Regions from separate parts of the Homo sapiens genome. Here regions 1 and 3 are each linked to region 2. Evidence: chromatin contacts called from ENCODE Hi-C or POLR2A ChIA-PET data. All regions are on one chromosome and are shown on one strand. The core of a region is the stretch at or near the end of the contact, and the rest is flanking DNA. Distances in the headings are between cores, read along the strand shown.

What was found. Hi-C counts contacts between places; a loop is a spot of excess contacts on that map. ChIA-PET counts read pairs that join two places held with the same protein, here RNA polymerase II (POLR2A). Pooled maps may share reads with other maps.
Region 1: a map of B cell shows a loop between it and region 2 (16-fold over the local background). The contact joins the promoter of ZCCHC4 here to the promoter of TBC1D19 in region 2. A Hi-C loop is called at or near these places in 4 of 168 maps with a recorded cell type or tissue (B cell, CD4-positive, alpha-beta T cell, CD8-positive, alpha-beta T cell and 1 more), 1 of 37 single-sample maps with no recorded cell type and 10 of 50 pooled maps. POLR2A ChIA-PET finds 5 or more read pairs at or near these places in 1 of 52 experiments (CD4-positive, alpha-beta memory T cell).
Region 3: a map of CD8-positive, alpha-beta T cell shows a loop between it and region 2 (9-fold over the local background). The contact joins the promoter of PI4K2B here to the promoter of TBC1D19 in region 2. A Hi-C loop is called at or near these places in 5 of 168 maps with a recorded cell type or tissue (CD4-positive, alpha-beta memory T cell, CD8-positive, alpha-beta T cell and naive thymus-derived CD4-positive, alpha-beta T cell) and 8 of 50 pooled maps.

What each region holds. Positions count from the first base shown.
Region 1 is chr4:25,311,338-25,315,336 of GRCh38, forward strand. It overlaps ZCCHC4 (zinc finger CCHC-type containing 4), which reads left to right and starts at 1,437. Exons shown (of 13, transcript NM_024936.3): 1 at 1,437-1,599; 2 at 2,709-2,827; 3 at 3,981-3,999. The coding sequence starts at 1,473. RefSeq lists enhancers at 1,091-1,967, 1,496-1,555 and silencers at 1,216-1,285, 1,293-1,497.
Region 2 is chr4:26,582,383-26,586,248 of GRCh38, forward strand. It overlaps TBC1D19 (TBC1 domain family member 19), which reads left to right and starts at 1,702. Exons shown (of 21, transcript NM_018317.4): 1 at 1,702-1,910. The coding sequence starts at 1,812. RefSeq lists an enhancer at 1,930-2,019.
Region 3 is chr4:25,231,645-25,235,973 of GRCh38, forward strand. It overlaps PI4K2B (phosphatidylinositol 4-kinase type 2 beta), which reads left to right and starts at 2,389. Exons shown (of 10, transcript NM_018323.4): 1 at 2,389-2,787. The coding sequence starts at 2,520. LOC105374535 (a long non-coding RNA gene) reads right to left here and starts at 2,221. Exons shown (of 4, transcript XR_925490.3): 1 at 2,145-2,221. RefSeq lists silencers at 2,179-2,488, 2,589-2,828, 2,869-2,928 and enhancers at 2,215-2,716, 2,717-3,216, 3,149-3,278.

The sequences.
Region 1 (3,999 bases), core at 187-2,686, 1.3 Mb before region 2:
CCAAAATTGTTTTAGCTATTTTAGTTCCCTTGCCTTTCCATATAAATTTCAGAATATTGTCTAAATGTACAAAAAGAATCTGGCTGGGATTTTCATAGCAATTGTGCTACACCTGTATAAGCATTAAACCTGGGGAGAACTGATATCTTTACTATGTTGAGTCTTCTGATTTATGAATGCAGTATGTTTCTGCATTTGTTTATTCTTTGATTTTTTTTTTTTTTTTTTAAGACGGAGTCTCACTCTGTCACCCAGGCTGGAGTGCAGTGGCACAATCTCGGCTCACTGCAAGCTCCGCCTTCCGGGTTCACGCCATTCTCCTGCCTCAGCCTCCCGAGTAGCTGGGACTACAGGTGCCCGCCACCACGCCTGGCTAATTTTTTTGTTTTTGTATTTTTAGTATTTTTAGTAGAGACGGGGTTTCACGGTGTTAGCCAGGATGGTCTCGATCTCCTGACCTTGTGATCCACCTGCCTTGGCCTCCCAAAATTCTGGGATTATAGGCGTGAGCCACCGTGCCCGGCTATTCTTTGATTTTTAAAAAACTTTAAAAATTGCTTATTTATTTTAGAGATGTCGTCTCGCTTTGTTGCCCGGGCTGGTTTCGAACTCCTGGATTCAAGCAATCCTCCCTCCTTGGCCCCCCAAAGTGCTGGGATTACAGGTGTGAGCCACTGCACTCAGCCTTGATTTTTTTTAATCAAGCATTTTGGAGTTTTTAGCATACATAAAGCTCTGTACATATTTCGTTAGATTTACACCTATTTCATTTATTTGAGTGATTGTAAGTGGTATTCTATTTTTTAGTGTTCTTGTGATCATTGCTAGTATTTAGAAATCCAGTTGATGTTTGTGTGTTTATCTCATATCCTGCAACCTTGCTGAACTCAGTTTAAACCGGAGGTGTTTTCCTGATAGATTCTTTCGGATTTTTAAAATGTGGACAATCATGTCATCTGCAAATCAGGACGGTTTTCTTTCTTTCTTATGTATAAATGTCAATGAGTATGCAACTATGATGTGCAACTTTCAGCATTGTCCAAAAGTTACAGAGGATGATGCAGTGACTGTGACTTTGAAAAACAAAGAATGATCCTTAAATCACAGCTGCTGCAGCCATTTCAGCTATTTGGCAGAGGTGGTAATGCTGCCTTTTGGACCTACAATACAACCAAGTCTTTGTTCGAATCATCTCACTTCCTGGCTATATTCTTAAGAAAGGAGGGTGCTTCATGCGCTGAGCTCATGGCACAGGTCCCGCAAGTGACCTGCGAGCCCCACCGCTAGGGGCCGCTTAGGTGCAGCCCCCAGGTGGGCGGGGACTGCGTTTCGGGGCGTGGCCTCCGCCGCGGCAGCCCCCGCCCAAGCTCCTCCTAAGCGCCTGGGGGCGCTGTGGGTCGCTTTGGGTCGCGGGGGCGCTCTTTCTCAGCATTCTTGTTTCGTACTGAGGCTTTCGGGACGGCGGCGGGAAGATGGCGGCCTCCAGGAATGGGTTTGAAGCCGTGGAGGCAGAGGGCAGCGCAGGGTGCCGGGGAAGCTCGGGAATGGAGGTGGTGCTTCCTTTGGATCCTGCCGTCCCCGCCCCGCTGTGCCCTCACGGTGGGTCAGAGTCTGGGCTCAGCCTAACTGCCGGGCGCTGAGGGTGTGAGTTGGCTTGGAAGTGGCTTTTGGGGCTCCTGTATTTTTACCCGCCTCTTTCCCTCACCAGTGTGCTGCCTAGAAAATACTCCTTCCTCGGAACGCGGTGTTTTTCAACTTACTTGAGAAACATTCAGAGCAAGTCTCCACTCTTGTGGTTTTGGCTCCAGGACTATTTCATCTCTTTTGGGGGGAAGGGGCAGAAAAGTAGGCAAAGAGAAGAATGCATGGTATTGAATAGTTCTCGTTGACAAGTACTTGGGGATTTCATTTGTTGATTTGCTCTCCCTTCAAAAATAAAAAATTAGGGAGAAAAACAGTGTAATTCTTGCCTGCGAACTAGACTCAGTTTTTCTCTAACTTACAGAAAGTGGGCGTTTCCAGCTCAAAGCTCAGGTTTTCACTGCAAGGGTAACCGCGCAAGAGATGTCAAAGTCCTCAATTCTCTGAGTCCCTTCCTTGTTTTAGTCTCAGGTTTGTAATATTCACAACGTAGACAGCAACTGTACCGACAATAGCATTTTCTTTCTGAAGAGACCGGTTTTCAAAAATTATTTATAAGTAGTCACTGCCGGAATGTTGTAACAGAGAGAAAAGAAACATTCATTAAACACAGAGAAGCCGGCGTGGTGGCGTGCACCTGTAGTTCCAGCACTTGGGGGGCCGAGGCGGGCTGATCGCTTGAGCCCAGGAGTTTGAGACTAGCCCGGGCAAAAATGATGACACTCCGTCTACAAAAAAAGAAAAACAGCTGGGGACACGCAACTGTAGTCCCAGCTACTCGGGATGCTGAGGCGGGAGAATCGCTTGAGGCTAGGAAGCAGGATCTCAGTGAGCCATGATTGTGCCAGTGCGCTTCAGCCTGGGCGACAGAGGGAGACCCTGTCTCAAGAAAACAAAACAAAAAACCCTAACAAAACAAAAAACAACCAACCAAAGAGATGGATTTAATTATGATAAATTGTGCCTAAAGCTCAAACAAATTTTATTTAAGGGCAGCGAAAACTAAGAACTTGACGTAGATGACCATTACTTGACACTTTTTTTTTTTTTTTCTATTCTGGAACTAGGACCCACTCTTCTGTTTGTAAAGGTGACCCAAGGGAAAGAAGAAACTCGGAGGTTTTATGCCTGTTCAGCCTGTAGAGATAGAAAAGACTGTAATTTTTTTCAGTGGGAAGATGAAAAGGTATATCAACTTTTTGGATATTTATTTTTTATTTTTGGTATGTGTGACAATTTTGTTGAGAACGTGTAAACCAATAAAAATATGCGGTCTGAACATACAAGATAAATCTCTTAAGAGAGATGGAGATACTATGTTTGTTGGTTCAGAAAATGAGTTCATGTTTACTCTGATTACTGATATCTTAAACTACTGTCTCAAAGTCTTATTTCCCCATAAGACTCTCTGAGGTGGTAATATTGGGTGGGGCTGATCTTCTGTGTGTTAGCTTGGGCTTCTGTAACAGAAGTACCATAGGCTGTGTGGCTTAAACGACAGACATCTGTTTCTTACAGTTCTGGAGACTGGGAAGTCCAGGATCAAGATGCTGGCAGATCTAGTGTCTGGTGTAGGTCCTGTCCTCTTCCTGATTTGCAGAGGGTCATCCTTTCTTTATATCCTCATTTCCCAGAGAGAGGAAGCAAGCACTGTCTGTCTTAGAAGGACACTAATCTCATTCCTGAGGGCTCTACCCTCTTGACGTAATTACCTCTCAAAGGCGCCTCATTTAAATACCATCACATTGGGGTTAAGGCTTCAACATACGAATTTTAGGGGGCACAAACATTCAGTCGATAGCACCGTTGGCAGATACAGATTGCTCACTAAAGAGAAATCATGATCATTCCAGAAAGTGTTAAAAAACACTTTTTTTGAACATTTGCATTGAACATCCCTTATACAGCTATTAGATGACCAATGAAGGCACTTAGAGATATAGTCATGAGCTTGGTATCCTCTTGAACTCGGCTCCAGTTGAAGTTTCTGAAAACTTTGACCAGAGAATTTTCAGTTTTGTTAGGTTTATGGTAAAACAGTATTATATACCACTCTTCTGCAGACCCATTAAGGTGAATACTTGGTTTGTGTCCACCTTTTTGCTATTGTGGATGATGCTACAGTGAACATATGTTAATCTCTCAGTGCTTTAATATGCTGGATATTGCTTCAAGCTGCTCTAGAATTTTCCCAGTTTTCGCTGTTTTGTTTTCTCCTGAAATGAATGCCTGTTGAGTTGGTTGAATTTCTGACTTCTTGATGTCAGAATGTGATGCCAGTTCTTCTAGGATGATAGATATTTCACAGTTTATTCAATGGGTTTTGTACTCTCTTTCAGTTGTCAGGAGCTAGACTTG
Region 2 (3,866 bases), core at 452-2,951:
GCACTATCTATGCCTTTTCTTCTGCTCTACAGCTTCATCCTTCCCTTCAACGCTCTACTAATCTTTTCAGCTGAAGCATCTTTATCTCTTTGGCAGCTAATCACTCCACTTCTTTCAATCTCAAAGGGACTGTTATGGTAGTGCTCTCTCTCCTCTCTCTGCCTCTTCTTTCTCTCTGTTCAAAGTGAGGTTTGTGGTGGGAATTCATGGATGGGTGGACAGTTGAGATGGAAGGACTATAAAGAGTTGACAATATCTACTTATCTGCAGCTTTGAGAAATTCTGAGTTGTGAGAGAATGTTTTGTAGAGAAACTGCACTTTAGAGAGTCTGTCATTAATTGCCTTTAAGTGCTTTGTTTCTTTCCTGGCTGCCTCTTTCTAAACTTGGTTTGATAAACCAACTTTACCAAATTATTTAGAATTTGTACTTATCATCCCAGTATTCTGGATGGTGGTGTTATAAATGTCAGAGTGCTGTGCATAGAGGCCCGGGTCCAGTCCCTTTGAATTCATATTATTTCCTGCTTTAGTCCTTTGCTATTCAGAATGTAGTCTTTGGACCATCGGCATCATAATTTCTTGGACTTGTCAGAAATGCGGTTTACCAGTTCTCACCAGAGTCCTATTGAATTAGAATCTACATTTGATTGAATGAGATCTCTTTGTTTCTAGTTAGTCTAGAGTAGCTTTTGCAGCAATCTTGGTTTGTTTTCTTAAAATCCTACTTCTGCTTTGCTTAAAATATGCATATACACATTTGAACTCAATTTTGATTATTTTTGTGAGGTTATTCTAATGTATTTTTCACTAGGCCTTTTTTGGGGGGGGAAGGGAGGTGCCGTTGGCCTTTGGGGATGTCATTCAATAATTTAAGTCAGTTACTTTTAGTTCTGCTAAAAATCTTTTGTGCATTTCCTTGAAGGCAAGAACCATATTTTATTAAACCTTTGTGCCCACACAGTTCCTTTTATGTAAATGTTCAATAAGTTGAAAGCTGAATGAATTATGAATAAATGCTTGAATGAATGAATATACGGAAGAGGATGAATCTAGACGGTAAATTCCTGGAAGACTTGGACAATGTCTTATTCATCCTTGAATTGCTAATGCTTTGCAGAAAACCTACAAATAATGCCTGTTGGTTAATTTGTAGTTGTTAGATGAGACGAGATTGTCTACTTATTCCTGGTATAAGACTCTAGAGAATAGAAACGAGAGAAAATGAAGTAAAATGGAGTGCTATGGTACAGTGCTAGGCACCTTCACGATTTTTACCTCAGCTAATCATCACAACATCCTGCAAACTGGGTGTTATTTTACAGAGGCGGAAACTGTAACACGTTTACGCAGGTAGTGTCAGAGCCTAACAATTCGTGGTTGTAATTCGCAGTATCATTGCGTGCCACAGTCCTGTTTCTGCAGAAATTGAGAGGTGGAAGAGAATGATCCTTTATATAGTAAAACGCACAATTCTCCGTGTCCCCCTTGTGCATCAGAGGCGCTGTGGCTCTGAAAGAATGAGCTTTCTTGCCTTTCAACCATAGACAAGGCAGGAACAACGGTGTGAAAAGCGTCCTCCCCGCCCCGGTCTTTTTCCGCCGGCGGAACGCAGATGCTGTGGCCTTCAGGCGCTGAGGGGACCAGAGAGGGACGGACACAAGGCTCGGCAGTTGCCTGGTAACGCCCGCTGGAGGAGTCCCAGTGTAATAAGGTCCCGGAGAAGTGTCACTGGCCCTGAGTGGGACCCGGTAGCCCGTTCGCTCCGCGCCGGCGGCCTGTCCCCGCGGCTTGGCGGGCTAGGGCAGGGGAAATGTTGCAGGAGGAGTCGGACCTCTCTCTCATTATTGCCCAGATAGTCCAAAAGCTCAAGGGCTCCAATTTGTACTCTCAGCTGGAACGGCAGGCCTGGGTAAGTGAGGCCGAGTGGGAAGGGATGCAGACGGGCGGGGCCGCGGCGATGTCTCTTCTTCACCCTCCTCACCCAAGCCAGAGCTCGCCTCTGACCTCTCCAGCTCCGCTCTGGTGCTCAAAAAACAAACAGACAAAAACAAAAACAAAAACAAAAACAAAAACAAAACAAAACAAAAAAACCCCACCTCCCTGTCCGGTGCAAGCTGTGCTGCCTCAGCCCCAGGCGTGGTTAATAGATTTTTAAAGAAGGGTGGGGCGCATCACACCTTTTTTTCAGACCAGAGAAACGCTTACTCATTTATCTATTCCTGTAGTCATTTACAGGGTCTAATTTTTTAAGCTGCTGGACTCACTGAAGGTAGCTTGGACCATGCCTTCCCTCACTTTTTCCGTCCTGTGGGTGGACTTGGGCCCCCAAGTACCTTTCTGCTTTCTCGTCAATGTATCACTTTCTTGCAGTTTACCCTCCCTGCAATTATTCCTCGTCTATCCGTCCACCACCTAGCATTTATTGGATATTTTATAACATGCTAGGCACTGAGGATGCACAGATTGATTGAGATCCTTGCCTTTTTGTGACTCATATAAATGAAATCATACAGTTTGTACATTTTGTGCCTGCTTTCTGGCATTAACACAGTGCTTTTGAGATTCATCCATTTTGTTGATATTTCAGTAGTTCTGTTCCTTTTTATTGCTGAGTAATATTTCAGTGTTTGAATGTACAATGGCTTGTTTATTCATCATTGTGTGAAGGGCATTGGGTTGCTTTCTGGTTTTAGAGATTATAAGTAAAGCTGATATATACATTCTAGTATACGATTTTGCTTGGATATTTGTTTCTTTTTTTCTTGGATAAATACCTAGGATTGGAATTGCTGACTTGTATGGTAAGTGTAATGTTTCATTCTATGAGAAACTGTCACACTTTTCCAAAGTGGCTGTATCATTTTCCATTCCCACAAGCAATTCTGAGAGTTCCAATTGTTTTGCGTCCTTGATAGCGCTTGATGCTGCCAGTCTTTTATTTATTTTTATTAATTAATTATACTTCTCTAGTAGAAGTGTAATAGTATCTTATTGTAGCTTTTATTGCATTTCCCTAATGACTAATGATATTAAGCATTTTCTTATGTGCTTATATCTTTTTTGGTGAGGTAGTCTTCAAATCTTCTGCCCATTAAAAAAAAAATAGTGTTGTCTTCTTATTGTTGAGTTGTAAGGATTCTTTCTATATGATGTAAGTCTTTATCAGATGTGCGTCTTGCAAATATTTTCTCCCAGTCTGTGGATTATCTTTTTTTTTTGAGACGGAGTCTTCCTCTGTCACCCTGGCTGGAGTGCAGTGGTGTGATCTCGGCTCACTACAACCTCTGCCTCCCAGGTTCAAGTGATCCTCCCGCCTTCGCCTCCTGAATAGCTGGGATTACAGGCATCCACCACCATGCCCAGCTAATTTTTTATGTTTCCAGTAGAGATGGGGTTTCACCATGTTGGCCAGGCTGGTCTTGAACTCCTGATCTCAAGTGATCTGCCTGCCTCAGGCTCCCAAAGTGCTGGGATTACAGACGTGAGCCACCACACCCTGCCCAGTCTGTGGATTATCTTTTCATTTTCTCAACTGGGTCTTTGAAAGAGAAAAATGCTTAATTTTGGTGACATAAATTTTTATCAATTGTTTTATGATTTGTGCTTTTTGTTCCCTACCTAAAAGTGTTTGCCTAACTCAAGGTCTTAAAAAAGTTTCTACTATGTTTGTTTGTTCTAGAAGTTTTATAGTTTTAGCTTCTACATTTAGGTCTGTGATCCTAAATGTAGAAGTGTGATCCATTTTGTGATCCATTTGAGTTAATTATTGTATATGGTGCAAGGTAAGCTTTTTTTTTTTTTTTTTTGCATATGGATATCCAGTATTTCCATTACTGATTTGCTGAAAAACCTATCCTTTCTCTGC
Region 3 (4,329 bases), core at 1,139-3,638, 1.4 Mb before region 2:
GTATAACAGAGGCCAGGCGTGGTGGCTCATGCCTGTAATCCTAGCACTTTGGGAGGCTCAGGTGGGTGGATCACAAGGTCAGGAGATCAAGAACATCTTGGCCAACATGGTGAAACCTCGTCTCTACTAAAAATACAAAAATTAGCTGGGCATGGTGGCATGTGCCTGTAGTCCCAGTTACTCAGAAGGCTGAGGCAGGAGAATAGCTTGAACCCAGGAGACAGAGGTTGCAGTGAGCCAAGATTGCACCACTGCACTCCTACCTGGGCAGCAAGAGTGAAACTCCATCTCAAAAAAAGAAAAAAAATAAGTATAACAGAAAGTCAATGGTGGAATGAAAATGAAATAATCAGAATTATTGAATTAATCCAAACGAAGGCAGGAAAGGAGGAACAGAGGAACCGAAAAGGTTAAAGCAAATAAAACCCAAATTGCAAAATAATAGATCTAAATCCAACCACATCATTATTACATTAAATGTAAATGGACCCCAAACTCCAATTAAAAGGCATTTACAGGCCAGGTGCAGTACCTCACACCTGTAATCCCAGCACTTTGGGAGGCCGAGGCGGGTGGATCATCTGAGGTCAGGAGTTCGAGACCAGCCTGGCCAATGTGGTGAAACCCTATCTCTACTAAAAAATACAAAAATTAGCCGTGCATGGTGGCAGGCACCTGTAATTACAGCTATTCTTTCTTTAAAGCGGAGAAGGCATCAGGGAAGAGGGTTGTAGGTGGTGAAGCAAATGGTTACATTTTTGCTAGACTTTAGGTAGTGCCCAGTAACTCTATGCTATGCATAAGATAAGGTGAATATTCAAAGAAAATGGAGTAAAGGAAGTTAATTATACAGATATCTCAGGTGAAGGAATGATTGATCTTATCCTTGTTCTGCATCTGGGAAGATAAGCTTGTAACTGAATTTATCCATGTGAAATTTAACAGACTTTAGTTGTACCAGTTTGATTTAGGTTGCAGACTTAAAGTTATACAATTGACACGTCCTTGTTTTATGGAAGGATATACATCTTGAAAGGTTTAAGGGCCAGTAAAGAATTTACTATGATTAATTTGTTGAGGACAGTCATCCTGAGACTGAGATGCATAAGGCTTTTTTTTGCATTTTGAGGAGGGTCTGGCTAACATATAAAGTTTTAATACAACTATGGGAAGTAACAGCTATCCATTTGGGAAAAGCATTGTAGTGTTGAGTGACTTCAGTCTCCAGGCTTAACTCTCCCTTTGACATAACAAGTTGGGGGTGGGGGGTGGTTCTGAGATTTTTATTTTCCTTTACAGGGTCAAAGAGGAAATCATAAAGGAAATTAAAAACTATTTTCAGCTGAAGGAAAACAAAAGCACAGTAGCAGGCCAGGCAAGGTGGCTTATGCTTGTAATCCCAGAATTTTGGGATGCTGAAGCAGGACGACTGCTTGAGACCAGGAGCTCAAGACCAATCTGGGCAACAGTGAGATCCCATCTCTACAAAAAATTTAAATTTAAAAATTAACAGGATGTGGTCGTGCACACCTGCAGTTCCAGCTACTGTGTCTTCTACAGTTTAAAGCTGAGAAGATCCCTTGAGCTTAGGAGGTTGAGACTGCAGTGAGCTATGATTGTGTCACTGCACTCCAGCCTGGATAACAAAGTGAGACCCTGTCTCAAAAATAACAACCACCAAGAAAAAAAAAAAGGAGAATTCAGCTAAAGCAGTGCTTAGAGGGCAATTTATAGCCTTAAAATACTAGCATTGGAAAAGCAGAAAGATCCAGAATCAATCATCTTCTACTCTAAGCAACTAGAAAAAGAAGAGGAAATCAAAACTCAAGTGAGCAATAAAGAGCAAAATAAGGCAATGGACCAGAAAACAGAAAATCAATGGAACCAAAACATGACATTTTGAAAAGATTTAAAAATTGATAAACTTCTAGCTAGATTAGTCAGAAAAAGAAAACATACAAACTGCCACTATCAAGAATATCTGAACAAAGACAAGGTCCCTGCCCTCCTGGACGTCTACTGGAGGAAAGAAATGTCATACAATTAAATCTATAGTTACAGATTATGGTAAACTCTGAGAGAGAATTCTGTCAGGGAGAAGCCGCTTTTGGTTGCAGGAGGGCACCTCTTTGAAAATTACTCACCTTCCCGCCCTCCACTGGGAGTAAAGCGAGCTGTGCCCAGCTTCTCCCCGCGCTCACGGAAGCAGGTGGCGGCCCCACCCCACCTGACCCCTCAAAAGCCCCGCCCCCTGTTCACTCCCACGTGCCCCGCTGCCGCCGCCGCCGCCGCCACGACCCTTCTGCGCAGGCGCGGGGGTGGTGCCTGGCGGAGGCGCGAGGTGGGGCGCGGCCGGCGGCGAGGCGGGACAACCGCTGGGCGGGCGCCAAGCGTGCCCGTGCGCTGGTGAGGTGGCGTCCGTTCTACCCGGTCGCTCCCGTTCCGCGCCATGCAGAGCCCAGTCTCTGGCACCTGGCTGCTCTGATCTGGTCTCAGCGCGGAGGGAGCAGAGGGAGTCCATGGAGGATCCCTCCGAGCCCGACCGGTTGGCGTCCGCGGACGGCGGGAGCCCGGAGGAGGAGGAGGATGGGGAGCGGGAGCCGCTGCTACCGCGGATCGCCTGGGCCCACCCGCGGAGAGGCGCCCCAGGCAGCGCCGTGAGGCTGCTGGACGCTGCCGGGGAGGAGGGCGAGGCCGGCGACGAGGAGCTGCCCCTCCCGCCCGGGGACGTGGGGGTCTCCCGGAGTTCGTCCGCCGAGCTGGACCGGAGCCGCCCCGCGGTTTCAGGTGCGACCCGGCCCTGCCCCACTCCCCGCGCCCCTCCGGGCGGCTGCCCCTGTCGCCCGGCTCGGTCCTGTCTCCCGCGCGCGCTGGCCGAGGTGGACGGGCTTTCCCCGCTCGCTGGGCAGCAGCTCCCGAGCTCGGACCGGCGCCAGCCGCAGCCGCACCGCGGGCACCTAGCTTGCTCGCTCTTTCTCCGGGAGCTCCCTCTCCTAAGGCCAGTGGTTGTCATTAAACCGATTCTTTAGACCTCCCCGCAAAGTGAGTCAAAACTTCTAGAAACCGACACTGGGGAGAGGTTAACGCTGTAAAATGACGTAAGTCCTTGCTCAAGTTTGGACTTGACTTTTGAATTAAGAACCTTGAACTCTCAGGAAAGTTCCCGGAGTGGTGAATTTGCAAAGTGGATGACAGGAGAGAGATGGACAGCCAGAATATCCAGTTGCCACTGGGGCACGTTTCAAAACCTTTTTCTATTAAATGTTGTTATTATGAAGTTAGCCACAGGGGGCAAAAGCAGTTGAAAGTCTGTTCCTGCCCTCTTACAGTTTAGTTTCTCTTTCTTGATTTACTTCTAATACATAAGAAAACCAAAACGAAAAACCTCTTTTCGCTATTAAGCGGACTGATAACCTCAGGCGAAACAGGGCAGTTGAAATGATGTTGAAGGTTAAATTTAGGTATGCTGTGCAGGCCTGGATATTTATTAATAAAGTGAGTTTTTCTGGCGTGTTGAATGGAGTTAGACAAATGTGATGGAAATAGCAAGAGACTTGTAAGACTCTCAGCTAGAGGTGAGACAGACTTGTTTGTAAAAAGGCGATGGTACACCTCCCTGCTGGTTGTGAGGATGGATTAAATGAGATGTTGTGCACCCGGTTGGTTTATCGCTTCACACATGACAACTTAAAAACCACAGAAAATGGAAGTTTCTTTAACACTGCTTAGTTTTTTTTGGAATTGTTAGATTTTAAATGTACTGTTAGTGGTACACTAATGTGTCCTTTACAGTTTAAAGAATTTTGGATAGAATCGGTCACTCAAGTTCTAGCTAGAGGCTACATTCAGGCATATTCTAGAGTAAATAAATCAGAGAATCCCAAGGGGAGCAGTTTGTCTGATTGTTTAAGCTTTAACCAACGTCTGCTCCCGTTATAATGTTACCTGATGGATGCATTGACGTTTAACCAAACAACGTGAAGCTGAAACCAGATCACAAACGGGTCTGCATTTGCCTAGCTACATTGGCAATTTGGGTATATGTTACTTAGAATTTAGTCTGTAAAATAGCTAGCTTGCCTTTTTCTGTCCCTTACCTTGTGTAAGCTACCTTGTGTACCTGGGTTTTTAAAAGAGCCTAAAGCCTTCAAAATGCACTTGTTCTGTGAAAGTGAGGTGTTTTATAAACAAACAGTATTAAGGCTAGAAAAAAATCAAAGCGAGAGGTCAACGAGATGGCAGGCCTGTAATCCCATCCCAGCATTTTGGGAGGTCTAGGCAGGAGAATAGCTTGAGGCTGGAAGTTCGAGACCCACCTGGGCAACATAG